Regions from separate parts of the Mus musculus genome. Here region 2 is linked to region 1. A link is a loop called in an ENCODE intact Hi-C map of the cell type or tissue named here. Cell type or tissue: heart. All regions are shown on one strand. Links, peaks and the distances in the headings refer to the core of each region. The heading gives the core; the rest is flanking DNA.

What was found. Peaks named below come from ENCODE experiments on the same cell type or tissue, not always from the same donor. Only the 100,000 strongest peaks of a DNase experiment are listed, where the experiment ranks them.
Region 2: it touches region 1 in a loop (9-fold over the local background); 3 of 42 quality-filtered maps call a loop at or near these places.

What each region holds. Positions count from the first base shown.
Region 1 is chr14:67,005,398-67,011,977 of GRCm38, reverse strand. Bnip3l (BCL2/adenovirus E1B interacting protein 3-like) reads left to right here and starts at 3,101. Exons shown (of 6, transcript NM_009761.3): 1 at 3,101-3,290. The coding sequence starts at 3,194. In heart, for the core only: no CTCF peak of the experiment used is centred there; DNase peaks (open chromatin) are centred at 3,037, 3,397 and 4,237; H3K4me3 peaks cover 2,513 bases; H3K27ac peaks cover 2,345 bases.
Region 2 is chr14:67,185,843-67,192,422 of GRCm38, reverse strand. It overlaps Gm30438 (a long non-coding RNA gene), which reads right to left. Exons shown (of 8, transcript XR_874742.2): 8 at 3,211-3,625. Among named protein-coding and RNA genes, the nearest start is that of Gm30806, 12 kb to the left of the region's middle. In heart, for the core only: a CTCF peak has its summit at 3,500 (motif pointing right); DNase peaks (open chromatin) are centred at 3,322, 3,542, 3,892 and 4,572; H3K4me3 peaks cover 1,296 bases; H3K27ac peaks cover 967 bases.

The DNA.
Region 1 (6,580 bases), core at 617-5,616:
TTCTCTGTATAGCCCTGGCTGTCCTGCAACTCATTTTGTAGACCAGGCTGGCCTCGAACTCAGAAATCCACCTGCCTCTGCCTCCCAAGTGCTGAGATTAAAGGTGTGTGCCACCACCGCCCAGCTCAAAGGGTAGTCTTGAACTGACGTTCTTGCTTCTCTGTCTTCCAAGTGTGTGCTGGTGGGTGACTTTCAAGTATTATCTATAAAGAGGATTTTCTTGTCTACATAGCCACACTTGTGTGGATTTTCCATAGCCAGTTCCTGGTTTTGATTTTTGTTTTTATTTTGCAAGTAGAAATTAATAATCATCCCAGTCTCAGTGTAAAAACTATTAGTGTACAGCCCTACAGCCAGAATTAGTACCTTATGGGATAGGGACATTACAGATCTGGGACATGATGACAAAAATGCGTTCCAAGGGCTGACCAGATGGCTCAGTGGGTAAGAGCACTGGCTGCTCTTCCAAAGGTCCTGAGTTCAAATCTCAGCAACCACATGTTGGCTCACAATCACCCGTAATGAGATCTGATGCCCTCCTCTGGTGTCTGAAGACAGCTACAGTGTACTTATGTATAATAATAAATAAATATTTTTTAAAAATTATTTCCAAAATAACAAAACCTTGAATCATGATTATATCAACCATCTTCTTTCTTTTTTTTGGGGGGGGGGTGGTATTTTTGTTTGTTTGTTTGTTTATTTGAGACAGGGTTTCTCTAGCCCTAGCTGTTCTGGAACTCACTTTGTAGACCAAGCTGGCCTCAAACTCAGAAGTCCGCCTGCCTCTGCCTCCTGAGTGCTGGGATTAAAGGTGGGTGCCACCACCGCCCGGCTATCAGCCATGTTTTCACATCTCTAATTGAACAAAAACTGGCTTTTCACTTTTATCCATTTAAGAAAGAAAGGAAATGGTGACCTAGGTTGGGTGTGGTGGTGCACACCTGTAATCACAACAGCCTCGAAACAAGGAAAGGGTGAGGAATCCAAAGTCATGCTCAAGCAATGCAGGGTCCCAGGCCAGCCTAGACTGCAAGCCACACTATCAAAAAGGTTCGGGTGGGGCCAGAGCCATGGCTCAGGATCTCCTGTGGCACCTACATGGTGTATCATAGCCATCTGTGATCCCAGTTCCAGAGGAATCCAGTCAATCTTCTTGCCTTGGGGGGTGCAAGTCATGGAGATTGTACACATGCATCCACCCATGCACACACATACACGCAAATAAAAGGTTCATACAGAGTCTGAAAGAAACAGAACAATGTGACCCAGTTTGTTTGCCTGCTCCCAGTGTTTCTAGTCTGGATATAAGATTCTTACAGAGTATGCTCCAAAGAGTACATTCTCAATATGAGGCGTGTTTCTTTTCATTCCTAGTTGGATCTTTTGAAAAATCTGTCTTTTTGCTTTAATTTTCTATTTACGTATTTGAGAGGAGGCATGCCTGTGGAGGTCAGAGAATAAGATGAGTGGTCTATTTTGCCTACTTTGCACTATATGTTAAGTCAGTCTCAGGTACATGAAGTACTTAGACATAAAATGAGAAGACCCAGAGGAATGTTTTTATACCTGCATTATGCCTTTATAAATATAACACTGTATGTGGGAGGCCTAAGAGATGATTTTTATCACTATTTATGTGTGTATGGCACTGTGTACATGTGGAGGTCCAAGGACAGTTTGTGGGGTAGGTTCTCTCCTTGTACTATGTGAGCCCCAGAGATTGAACTCAGTATATAACTCTGGGCTGCAGCCCAGCCTTTAACCGGAGTCATCTCACCAGAGAATTGGGGTTTTATAAATGCATGTGGATGTTTGCCTGCACGTATGTCTGTGTACCATGCGGGTTTCTCATGCCCTCAGATGCCGGAAGACAGCATTGAGTGCCCTGTGAACGAGCTGTCATGTGGGTGTTTTGAACCAAACCTGAGTCCTTTGCAAGAGCAGCCAGTGTGCTTAACCCCCCAAGCTATCCCTCCAGATCATGTTTTTGGATGTCAATTCAAAGTGACAAAGACTTATTGTGTGTGCCTGTATTTATGATTTAGAGGGGGAGGGCATATGCCACGGTGCATTGGTGGAGGTCAGAAGGCAACTTTGTTAGCTTTCTTCCCATCTACCGGGAGCTCCGGGCAATGAACTCAGTCTGCAGGTTTACTCAGCAAGCGCCTTTACCGGCAGAACCATCTCACTGGCTGGTCCTAGATTTAGTATTTCCGTGTTTGGGTATCTCAGACCATATTTTTAAAAAAGACAATTACATGAAAATTCAACAACTGCAATTAAAGCAAAGTTAAAAGGCAAGTACAATATTGAGAAAAACATTATACAAAAATCGGGTCAAGGAAACTTGACAAAGATACGACGTAGGAGTATTTAGGAACATTAACAGAGTCAGCAACCAGCGTACAGGAGGTAGGGCATTTACAGAGATAGATAACAACCAGGGTTTGGGTAAATCTGTATTTTCTTTTCCCTTTTAATTTGTTTTTGAAGGCAATGGGTCGCTCGATAGCGTAGGCTGCAGGGAACTCGAAATCCTCCTGCCTCAGTCTTAGAAAGAGCTGAAATAACAAGTGTGCGCCACGCCCAGCCATTGATTTTTTTTTTAAACCGTGATTACATGTTACCTTTGCAATTAAAATGTTATAAATTCCAACAAGGTGATTAGCTCCAAGGTACCTCCCACGGTATTCTGTGGGAGGCACAAATGGATGTTTCACTAAGGGGAGGAACTGGGGTTTTCTGCTTCTTTAAAGCCACGGGTGAGTTCTTAAGTGGATACTGCAGGCGTGGGAGGGGTTCCATTCAGGCCCCGCGCGCTTCCGGGCTGCACACTCCTCCCTAATCTCAATCCAATGCCAACTTCCTAGCTCAGCCCTTCCGGCTATTGCGACTGACTCGCAGGAATTCTTTCCTGGCGCCCGTATCAGCTCGACTTCCGCACCCGCACGTCCCGAGCAGCTCGCGAATGCCCCGCCCAGCCCGGCCTGGTCACGCCCCCTATCCTGGGCTCCGACCCCGCCGTCCAGCTGCCTGTGTTGTCATCACATGGTCCGGGAGGGCCCTGACGTCACGAAGGGAGGGACTGCGCAGACGCAGAAAAGGGGGCGGGGGAACTCGACTTGTTGTGTTGCTGCTCGAGAGCCGGATACTGTCGTCCTGCGGCCGTGCCGCTTCCAGTCTCCAGACCATGTCTCACTTAGTCGAGCCGCCGCCGCCCTTGCACAACAACAACAACAACTGCGAGGAAGGGGAGCAGCCCCTGCCGCCGCCCGCTGGCCTCAACAGTGAGCACGGGGCCGCCGGGCTCAGCGGAGGGATGGGGGAGGAGGAGCCGCTCGGCCGCCGCCGTGCGGGCGGGGGGGGGGGGTTGGTGGTGGTGGTGGGGGAGTGGGCGGGAGCAGACGACAGCTCATTGGTTGGGACCGAGATTGTGCGTATGACTGACAGCGGCGCGCTCCGGTTAGGAGCAGGCGCTCGGCGCTGGCTCGCGGCCTGCGCCTTGGGCGCCGAGGTTTAGGGTCGCGGTGGGCGTCGGGAGCCGGAGGCGCACGCAACTCGGGGTGGCAAGCGGAGGCTGGCCAGCGGAGGGGGAGCATGGGACGTGCGGCGGGGACACCGGGGGATGGACGCGACCGGTCGGGCGTGGCGGGTGGACGTGCGGCCGCGCAGGTGTGCTTGCGGAGCTCGCCTCCTACCACACGCCGGTCCAGGGGGTCATCGGAGTTTCGTGCAGGGTGCTTGCTCCGCCCCTGACATTTATCTTTTTTTTTTTTTTTAGTCTGAAAATTCCCAAGTTTCTCAAGTGAGTTTTTTGTTGCTGTTAACCTTGAATTCATATTTTACTGCTTTTTCTTTTCTTTTTCTTTCTTTTTTTTTTTTTTTGAGAGAGCTTCTCATGTAGCCCAGGCTGGCCTCACTCGTTGTGTTGCTGAGTGACCTGATCCCTCCTACTTTCCACTTTCCCAAGTTCTTGGGTGACAGGCGGCAGCCACCATACTAGTAACTTTTCAAGTGCTGTTTCTTATGTTAAATGGATTGGGTGCCCAGCACATGCCCTAGGATCACGTCCATTTCAGCCAAATCTGCAGTGAACTTCAGGAAATACAGTAAACAACACAACAGACGCAGGCCACAGGTACTAGCAATTGAAAGTTGATGGTCAGGATCCAGTTGCAGTCAAACAGACATCTTGTCCCCAGAGTGTCCGCTGTTGTTGTGAGATCGCCGGACCTTCTTGCCCAACCTTTCTGTTTGGATTTCATGTCTTAATGAAAGAGGTAGTGGGTGGTGGTAGTTGTCACAGGGCCAGATGAAGTTCTTTAAAAGCCATTTGTATGCTTAAAGGTCAGGCAGTGTCTTTCATAAGAGGGATGGCTTCCAGGGTGGCCAGAACGGTTTAGGGAAGAGCTGTTACTGAGTCTAGAGGATAGTGGCAGGAGCGTTTGGGTATTTTAGCCAGGTGTGGTGCCACTTGCCTGTCATTCAAGCACTAGGGAAGTGTAGTAAGCGTGGTCCCCAGAATAAAACTTTGTGTCAGAAAACAACAAAACCAAAAAATAAGGAACAAAGAATTCAGGAATTTTAAGACTCTGTCCCTGCCCCATATTTTGATAAGCAATATTTGATAACTTCTCTAAAATGCCGGCTTTTACAAAGATCTAGTCAAGTGTGTCCTTAAATTTTACTCATAATCACATAATTCAGAATTTAAAATTTTTACCCATCTTTAGCATACATTTTTGGAAATGAAAAGACTAAAGAAATACATGCTTCATGTTATTTCCAGAAGCTGTGGCTCTTTTTTGAGGCCCATGGGTGCTTTCGGGAGCCTTCCCTTGTTTTTGGCATGCTTATATATGAGTATCTTCCGCCTGGGCCTTTATGAGTTAGTTGTGCTCAGCGTCTTCTTACTGCTTAGATGTCTGGAAAATTCAAAGGGATTTTCATTTTTCTTGGATTCTTTATTAACAACAGAACTGAAAAGGGTTGAGCTATGTTTGTTTATTCCTAAGTCTCACAGACCTGGGAGGTGTTTGTCATGGACCAGCCAGCTTCTTCCTTAGTTTTCTCAATGGCTCTTGGAGACCCTCCAGCCTATAGATGATACCAGATGTTACTTTGGGAAATCTGCTAGATAAAAAGTATTGTACTTGGGCTAATTAAGCTGTACTTTTAAAAGTTACTGAAAGCTCGATGGTGCCAGGTTTAATTATTGTCCTTGCCTCTTACTTTGCTTGCTTTGTTGTTGTTGTTGTTGTTTTGTTTTGTTTTGTTTTTTTTTTCGAGACAAGGTTTCTCTGTGTAGCCCTGGCGGTCCTGGAACTCACTCTGTAGACCAAGCTGACCTCAGCACTTGGGAGGCAGAGGCAGAGGCAGAGAGATCTGCCTGCCTCTGCCTCCCAAGTGCTAGGATTAAAGGGGTGTGCCACCACTGCCTGGCCTTTGTTTGCTTTTTAAAGTTTAGTACACAACCCTGGATTGAACAAAACAAACTTTATTGATTCTTCCAAGTGATTTTTTTTTTTTTTTTTTTTGGATGAGCAAAACAACTTACTCAGACATCTAAAACCATCCTAATTGCTGATAACTCTAAGCACTTTGCTGGCCGCAGTTCCACAACTGTGGAAAACAGCAGCTGAAACACATACAGATTATCTCTGGCTTGGGATTTTTATCTTTAGTTCAAGGATCATGGCAGAGGGTTTGTCTGTCCGTTTTAATGTGTATGGGTGTGCCTGCATATATGTATGTGCACCATGTGCATACCTGGTGCCTATGAGGCCAGAAGAGGACATCAAATCTCCTGGAACAGAAGTACAGATGGTTGTGCGCCTCCAAGTCATGCTGGGAATCCAACCCAGGTCCTCTGGAAGAGCAGATACTGCTCTTAATTGTTGAGCCATTTCTCTAGCCCCACAGCAGAGTGTTAATAGCAAATTATTAAAATTTCTTAAGGACTATTTTAGGGGTGTGTGTGTGTGTGTGTGTGTGTGTACACGTACCTATGTTGTGGTATGTCCACTTGAGTGCAGGTACCCATAGCATCCAGAAGATGACGTTAGATCCTTGGAATCTGGAATACAAACAGATATGGGTCCTGGAAATTGAACTCTGTCTGTTCCTTTGGTTTTGTTTTTTTGTTTTGTTTTTCAAGACAGGGTTTCTCTGTGTAGCCCTGGCTGTCCTGGAACTCACTTTGTAGACCAGGCTGTCCTCCAACTCAGAAATTCGCCTGCCTCTGCCTCCCGAGTGCTGGGATTAAAGGCGTGCGCCACCACGCCCTGCAACTCTGTTCCTCTGTAAGAGCAGTGCATGCTCTTAACAGCTGAGCCATCTCTCCAGCCCAAATTATTGATATATTTCAGACAGTGAAACCTTTCTCTGATTCTGTTACCACTATAGGAACTGTTGGAAGACAAATACCCAAAAGGATGTTTCCAGTAGTTACTTTTATAATTAACAAAACTATCAAGTTTCTCAAGGTAAGACACATAGGAGACTGCAGGAATGGCATAAGGAAGATCAGAGTGGTATCATAACTCTGGTGTAATTGGAATTACAGCCTTTTCTTGCT
Region 2 (6,580 bases), core at 678-5,677, 180 kb before region 1:
AACTGGGGATTGGGGGTGGGGCATTTTCATTTAAACCACCACACCACAAAACACCTCATCTTGGCCTAACGTAATAGCTGTACGGCAAGAACTCCATAGCAACTGCCTAACAGAAGGGAGAAAGTAAGGGAAGGAGGGAAGAAAGAAGGAAGGGAAAAATGGATAACCAACATTTACAAAGAAGAGGTTTGCTTTGACTCATGGTTTCAGAGGTTTGGGTCTGTGCTGCTTGGTTCTCTTGCTTTGGGCCTGTGGTAGCACAGTACATCATGATAAGAACATGCCAGGGAACTGCTCATCTCATCACAGCTAGGAAACAAAGACACAGGAAGAGCTTGGGTTCCAATACACTCGTCGAGGGCATGATTTCAGTGACCTAACCTCCTTCCATTAGGCCCTACCTACTAATCAGTTCACTACCTACCAATAATGCTACAGGTTAGGAACCAAACCTCAACACAGCATCTTTCAGAAAGAGTCTAGATCCAAAATGTAGTCTACTGCCATCCGTTCTCAGCTTGCATTGGCCTTCAGGCAAGCCAGGCCCTTTCACACAAAGCCCTGTATCTAACAAAGGATTTCACAGAACCTATGGAACATTCTATAGGAATAGGAAAAAATAAATAAATGGTCGCATGGAAAGCTCATCGCACCACTGTAAAGTCAAGAAATAGTGCTTGATCTTTAGCAACCAGATAGGAGCTTTGTTTGTTCGTTGGTTTGCTTTTCAAGAGAGAATTTCTCTGTGTGGCCCTGGCTACTGGAACTTGCTCTGTAGACCAGGCTGGCCTTGAACTCGGAGATTCACCATCCTCTGCCTCCTGAGTGCTGGGATTAAGGGTGTGTGTCATCACCACCTGGCAAATTGGAGTTCATTTAAAGAGGCGTGGCATCATGCACTCTGAAGAAAGACTCTGAGGCCAAGGAAACAGGAATAATAAAGAGGTGGCTGGCTAGGAAACAATATATGTAACACTTCCTGCCTTTTTGTGCAGAAAAAAAAAATCAATATTCAAGTGTTCCCAACCAGATAAATTTCAGTGGGAAGCAAGCGTAGTGTGGTTCCGGTTCCCACGTGTGAAATGCAGGGGCCTTGCGCTGGGGTCTGTTGTTTTATTGGATGCTGAAAACCCAGCTTTAAAGTCTGGGAGTTCAGTTCGACACAGAGCATATGCTAAGCGTTTGCCAAGCCCTGAGTTCATCTGGAGCTCTGCATGGATGAGCCTGCAGTCCTCATGAGGAGACAGTGCTCAGCAGGTGAAGAGCAGAAAACTATTTCAAGTCATGAGTGTGTGTGTGTGTGTGTGTGTGTGTGTGTGTGTGTGTGTGTACGGGTGTGCATGTATACACACATTATTTGACTTGCTGGCTTTAATTGTGGGCCTAGAAGGGATCTTTTCTCAGGCTGGAGAGATAGCACAGTGGTTAAGAGCACATGCTGCTCTTGCAGAGGACCCAAGTTCGGTTTTCAGCATTCACACAACAGCTCACAACTGCCTTAATTCCAGTTGCAGGGACTCTCTCTTTCTCTCTCTCTCTCTCTCTCTCTCTCTCTCTCTCTCTCTCTCTCTCTCTCTCTCTCACACACACACACACACACACACACACACACACACACACACACACACACATCTTTTAAAAGAAAAATAAATATTAAAAAATAAAGTCTCCCTGTCAATTCTTTATAATGCCTGTGCCTATTGTGAGCCAGGAATGGTAGTAGTAAGGACAGTGCCCAACACTGACAACACAGAAATAAAGGCCCCTGACTGACTGTACTTCCCAGGCCACAGAAAGCAGAGAGTGACCAAAAGTCAACAGAAGAGATAGTTTGGAGATTTACTGCTTGAGGAATGAGGACTAACCATGCAGGTTTCCAGAGACAGGTAGTAGTCGTAGGAAGTTAATAGCATGCCATTTCCAGAGATATACCCCAGATCTCAGGACTGGTTGTTTGGAAATTTTAGCCCCACCACACCCTGTGTCTCTTTCTGTAATAAATGTTTTGTAATGTACTTTTACTAAAGTTAAATCAGTATGCTACCCACATACAAGTTTTAGTATAAAAATGTAAATAAGAACATACAAAATAATACATATTCGGATATGTGAATATTCGGACAGTTATGTTATAAAACATCCTGTTTCAGATGCAAGCAGCCATGTGGCTTGAGACAGCTATAAGCGCAGACTGATACATTTGTATTTTACTATGATTCAAACAGCAGGCATGGAGCTATATCTGCAGTGGTGGCAACTTTCCTTTAAGCTGTCAACAAAACAAAGGCCAAACACTGCCCGCATCCACTCACCTGAGGTACTGAGAACCCACAAGCTCACGGAGACTGAAAGTAGATCAGAGGAAGCCCTGGCTAGAGGAGGCAGGATGGGAGTTCCTGATTACTGACTACCCTGTCTCTGTTTGGAGTCATGGAAAAGATTTGGAGATTGACAGAAACGATGGTTTCATAGCATTCTGAATACAAGTCAGCCACTGATGTTGTTCACTTAGAAATGGCTAAAACGGTGCCTGGAATATTGTATAGATTTTGTTGTAATAAAAGCTTCATCTGGCTACGGTGATAAGTGCAGTTCCAGTTCTTGGGAAGAAACGGAGGCAGGAGGATTACATGTTTCAGGTCAGCATGGGCTCCATAGAAAGAATAAGGGAAGGAAGGAAAGAAGGAAAGAAAGGAGGGAGGGAAAGAGGAAGGGAGGGAGGGAAAGAGGAAGGGAGGGAGGGAAAGAGGAAGGGAGAGAGGGGGAGGGAGGGAGGGAGGGAGGGAGGAAGGAAGGAAGGAAGGAAGGAAGGAAGGAAGGAAGGACCTTCAAAAAACTTGTTTGTAAATAAAATGGAGCTGGTCCTAGCTCTGGACTATACAAAGCAAGAGTCTGTCGCAGAAAATAAGAACGGGGTGGGAATGGTAGCAAGAAATGAAGTAAAGGACGGTGGGAGAGAGAAAGGAGGGTCTTACAGAAAGTCCTTTATGTTTATAAATGGAATAGACCTGGTCCTAGCTCTGAGAGTTAATGCATGGCATTCACCTACACAAATGTCCAGCAGGATATCTGAAAAACCTCCTAAGACAATATGAACTATCCTACTAGATGTCCAGCATGGCGGGTCAGCGCCACTAAATGCCAGTAAGGCTCCCCTTTATTGTGATGACCAAAAAAAAAAAAAAAAAAAAAAAAAAAAAAAAAGCCCAGGTTCAAATTGCCTTCTAGAAAGCAGCTCCGCCCCTCTTGAGAGTTAGGAGGCAGGAAGTGAAGAGAGAGCCTAGGCGGCGCCTGGGTTCTGGCCAAGGGCGTGCCTGAAGTCCTGGGGGAGCACGGGGGCAGAGGGCTCTGTAAAGCAATCAGCAGAAACCCAGATCTCCGGTAAACGGATCTAGCTGGAGGATAGAGAGTTAAAGGGAAAGGGACACATGAACTACTCGGTGAGGTTTAGTCCTGTTTTTATCCTTAACAGTGTCTCGGTTTCACGGTCGCAAAGCTCATTGCGCTCCCCTGCCAGACGGTGGAGCTAGAGAGCCTCGTACAGATCCCGGTCCACTGGGTTCAGGTTTGAGGCAGGGCTGACTCAGCCCTCCACGGATGACACAGCAGGATCGTCGACTGTGACCTGCAAGCAACAGCTTCATTTATTAAATAATTAGCTAATTCTTTTTTTTTCCCATTTAACTTTATCGACCTATTACAGGTAGGGCGATGGCATTGGAAGGTTCAGACAGAAACCACTAAGATAAGACGGGACTCTGACCCTGACTCTTAAGCAAGAAATTAAAATCTCTTGCAATCTTCTAAGTGTCCCTAGGCAACACGCCCAGTGGAGCTGCCCTAGTCCCCTCCTCCTCCCTGCGGACAGCCAGGACTTCTACAGGAGGTGGAACACAAGCAGTCACGCAGTGGCTCCGCCCACTTCCTAGCCAATCACTGCACAGCCTTCTCCCTCCTTCCTGGAGGCAGGCACCCGAAGGATGTCGACGCGTTTAAACAAGCCATTTCAAAGGTTTAAGGGCTTGGGAGGTAGTGACTTCCACAGGATGCTAGAGGGTCCTGGTTGCAGTTGTGATTCTAAAGCTGGCACTGTTGGAAAAAAACGTAGTTGGTAGATAAGCTGGTGGAGGTGGATTGTTTACCTCCTGAGGCTCTGTGCGCACATCGCAGGCACAAAAAACGGAATGGAAAACCTCTATTGTCACCTTTTCTACCTCTTTGGAGGTGGGGGCAAAAGGCTACCTGATGCCAGTGTTGTTTGGTGAACCGTTCAACCATCCCTCCCAGCAGTTGCAGAACTCTACTTTCTGGACTCCTGGCAGCTGCCAGGCATCTCCGTGCCATATACTAGATTCTGGCCTGCAAGAGCCAAGTCTGGTTAGTCCTTGCAAGCTGAGCCCTTTCTGTACTGTAATCAATGCAATGGTGAGTCCTCTGGACTAATAACCAGGGCAACTACACCACCAACATCATCAACATCATCTTCACCACCACCCATCCACCCACACACGCTTTTACAGCATCTCACTCGATCCAGGCCACACCTGGCCAGGCAGGTGCCCTTGTTATGCCCATTTTACAGATAAGGAAATAGGAGGCTCAAGTCACCTGCCTGGAATGCAGCAGAACCACTCTCAGCAAATCCCTTACAAAGGCAACCTAATTTGGTTCACAGTTTAAAGGGGGGCGGGGGAGCCGGGATGTGTCAAGCACGGTGGGGAAGGCACAGCAGCAGGAAGGTAAGACAGCTAGCTGGTCCTGGGTATGAGTGCTTTGCCTGCCTGCATGTGGTTGACATGCATGCAGTGCCTGCACAGGCCAGAAAAGGGTGTCGGATCCCTGGAACTGGAATTAGAAGGTTGTGAATTGCCATATGTGTGCTAGCATCCAAACCCAGGTCCACATACTGCAACTGACCCTGGAGCTCAGTGCTTCAGCTAGTCTGGCCACTCAGCTTGCTCCGGGGATTCTCTGTCTCTGCCTCCCACCAGTGATGAGGTTATAGGCAATCGCTTTATCCACTGAGCCATCTCCACAGCCCCACACTTCAGCTATTTTAAACCGCCAAACCTTTGATACCTTTTTGTGGCAGCCAAGAGGACAGTGCCCAGCGGTGCTGCTGTGTCTGGGCAGACACCATGAGTCTGGATGTGGGAGTCTAAAAACAGCCACCATCCACTGTCAGGTACATGGAATGTTACTGTTTGCATGAAACCCAAAACCGGTGAGGACAAGAACAACAGATTGTTCTTGTCCTAGTTAGGGTTATCATTGCTGCGATCAAACACCACAACCAAAAACAATGTGGGGAGGAAAGAGTTTACCTGGCTTGCACTTCTCCTGCACTGTTCATGGAAGGAAGTCAGAGTAGAAAATCAAACAGGGCAGGAACCTGGGGGCAGGAGCTGATGCAGAGGTCATGGAGGAGTGCTGCTTGCTGGCTTGCTCCTCATGGCTTGCTCAGCTTGCTTTTTTCTAGCACTCAGGAGCTCCAGCTGAGAGGTGGCACCACCCACAAGGGTCCAGGCCCTCCCCTATGAAACTCTAATTATGAAAATGTCTTCCAGTCTTGGGCACAGCCTGATTGTATGGAGGCATTTTCTCAATCGAGGTTCCTTCCTCTCAGATACCTTAAGCTTCTATAAGTTGACATAAAGCAATCCAGGCAACTCCTCTCTCTTCCATCCTCCCAACCTCTTTCTTGTCTGTTTTGTGCCCAATGTCTGCGTGTGAGAGGGGTTTCTGTGAGGGAAGGAATAGAGAGTGGGGAGCTTAGGAGCAAGCCGTTAGTAACGAAAAGGAACTATGTGAACTTGAAGTGGTATCTTCATCTCTGCATGCCCTGCTCGACCACAGCATCTTCCTTTATGTATCTAGGCAGAAATAGAAGTAGTTCAACCCCAACAGTCTTAGCAGTCCTCTGATGATGCTTCAGAAGCACTTACAGCTGCTGCAGATGTCCTAACTGGTAGGCGCGCAACCATTACTTTAAATATAGTGTGCACTACACGGGCTATGACATCTGGTAATTTAACGTGCTGATAACAAAGTAAATATGTGACCAGTGTGACTCATGCTTAAACCGCCTCTTCTGTATGGCTTCCTTCCGTAATTCTATTACTGTTCATGCATTTAAAAGTCTCATTTAGGAAAGAGGTCAAAGGTGACAAAGAAGTTGTGAACTAAACCCTTGTGAGGCATTTAAAACGGGGTCTGCTGCATAGTTGTTCCTTGATAGCTGAATCCATGATCCCCAAAGATACCAAACTGTAGATAGTCAAGTCCACTTCCCTTCCTGTTTTAAAATTTCTTTTTAACGGTGTCTTTTTGTTTATGTAAATGTGCATGACTGTGTATGTGTCTTATGTAGTGTAGGTGCCCGTGCGGACCAGAAGAGGGCACTGGAGTTACAGATGGTTGAGCCTGTCTCTGTGTTTGTAATATGCAGTGTATGTGCCTGTGCAGAGCAGAGAGGGCACTGGAGTTACAGGTGGCTGTGAGCTACCAACAAGGGTCCTGACAACTTGAATCTCTACAGGAAGTGCTCATAAGTGACAAGATATATCCCCTCTCTAGCCTT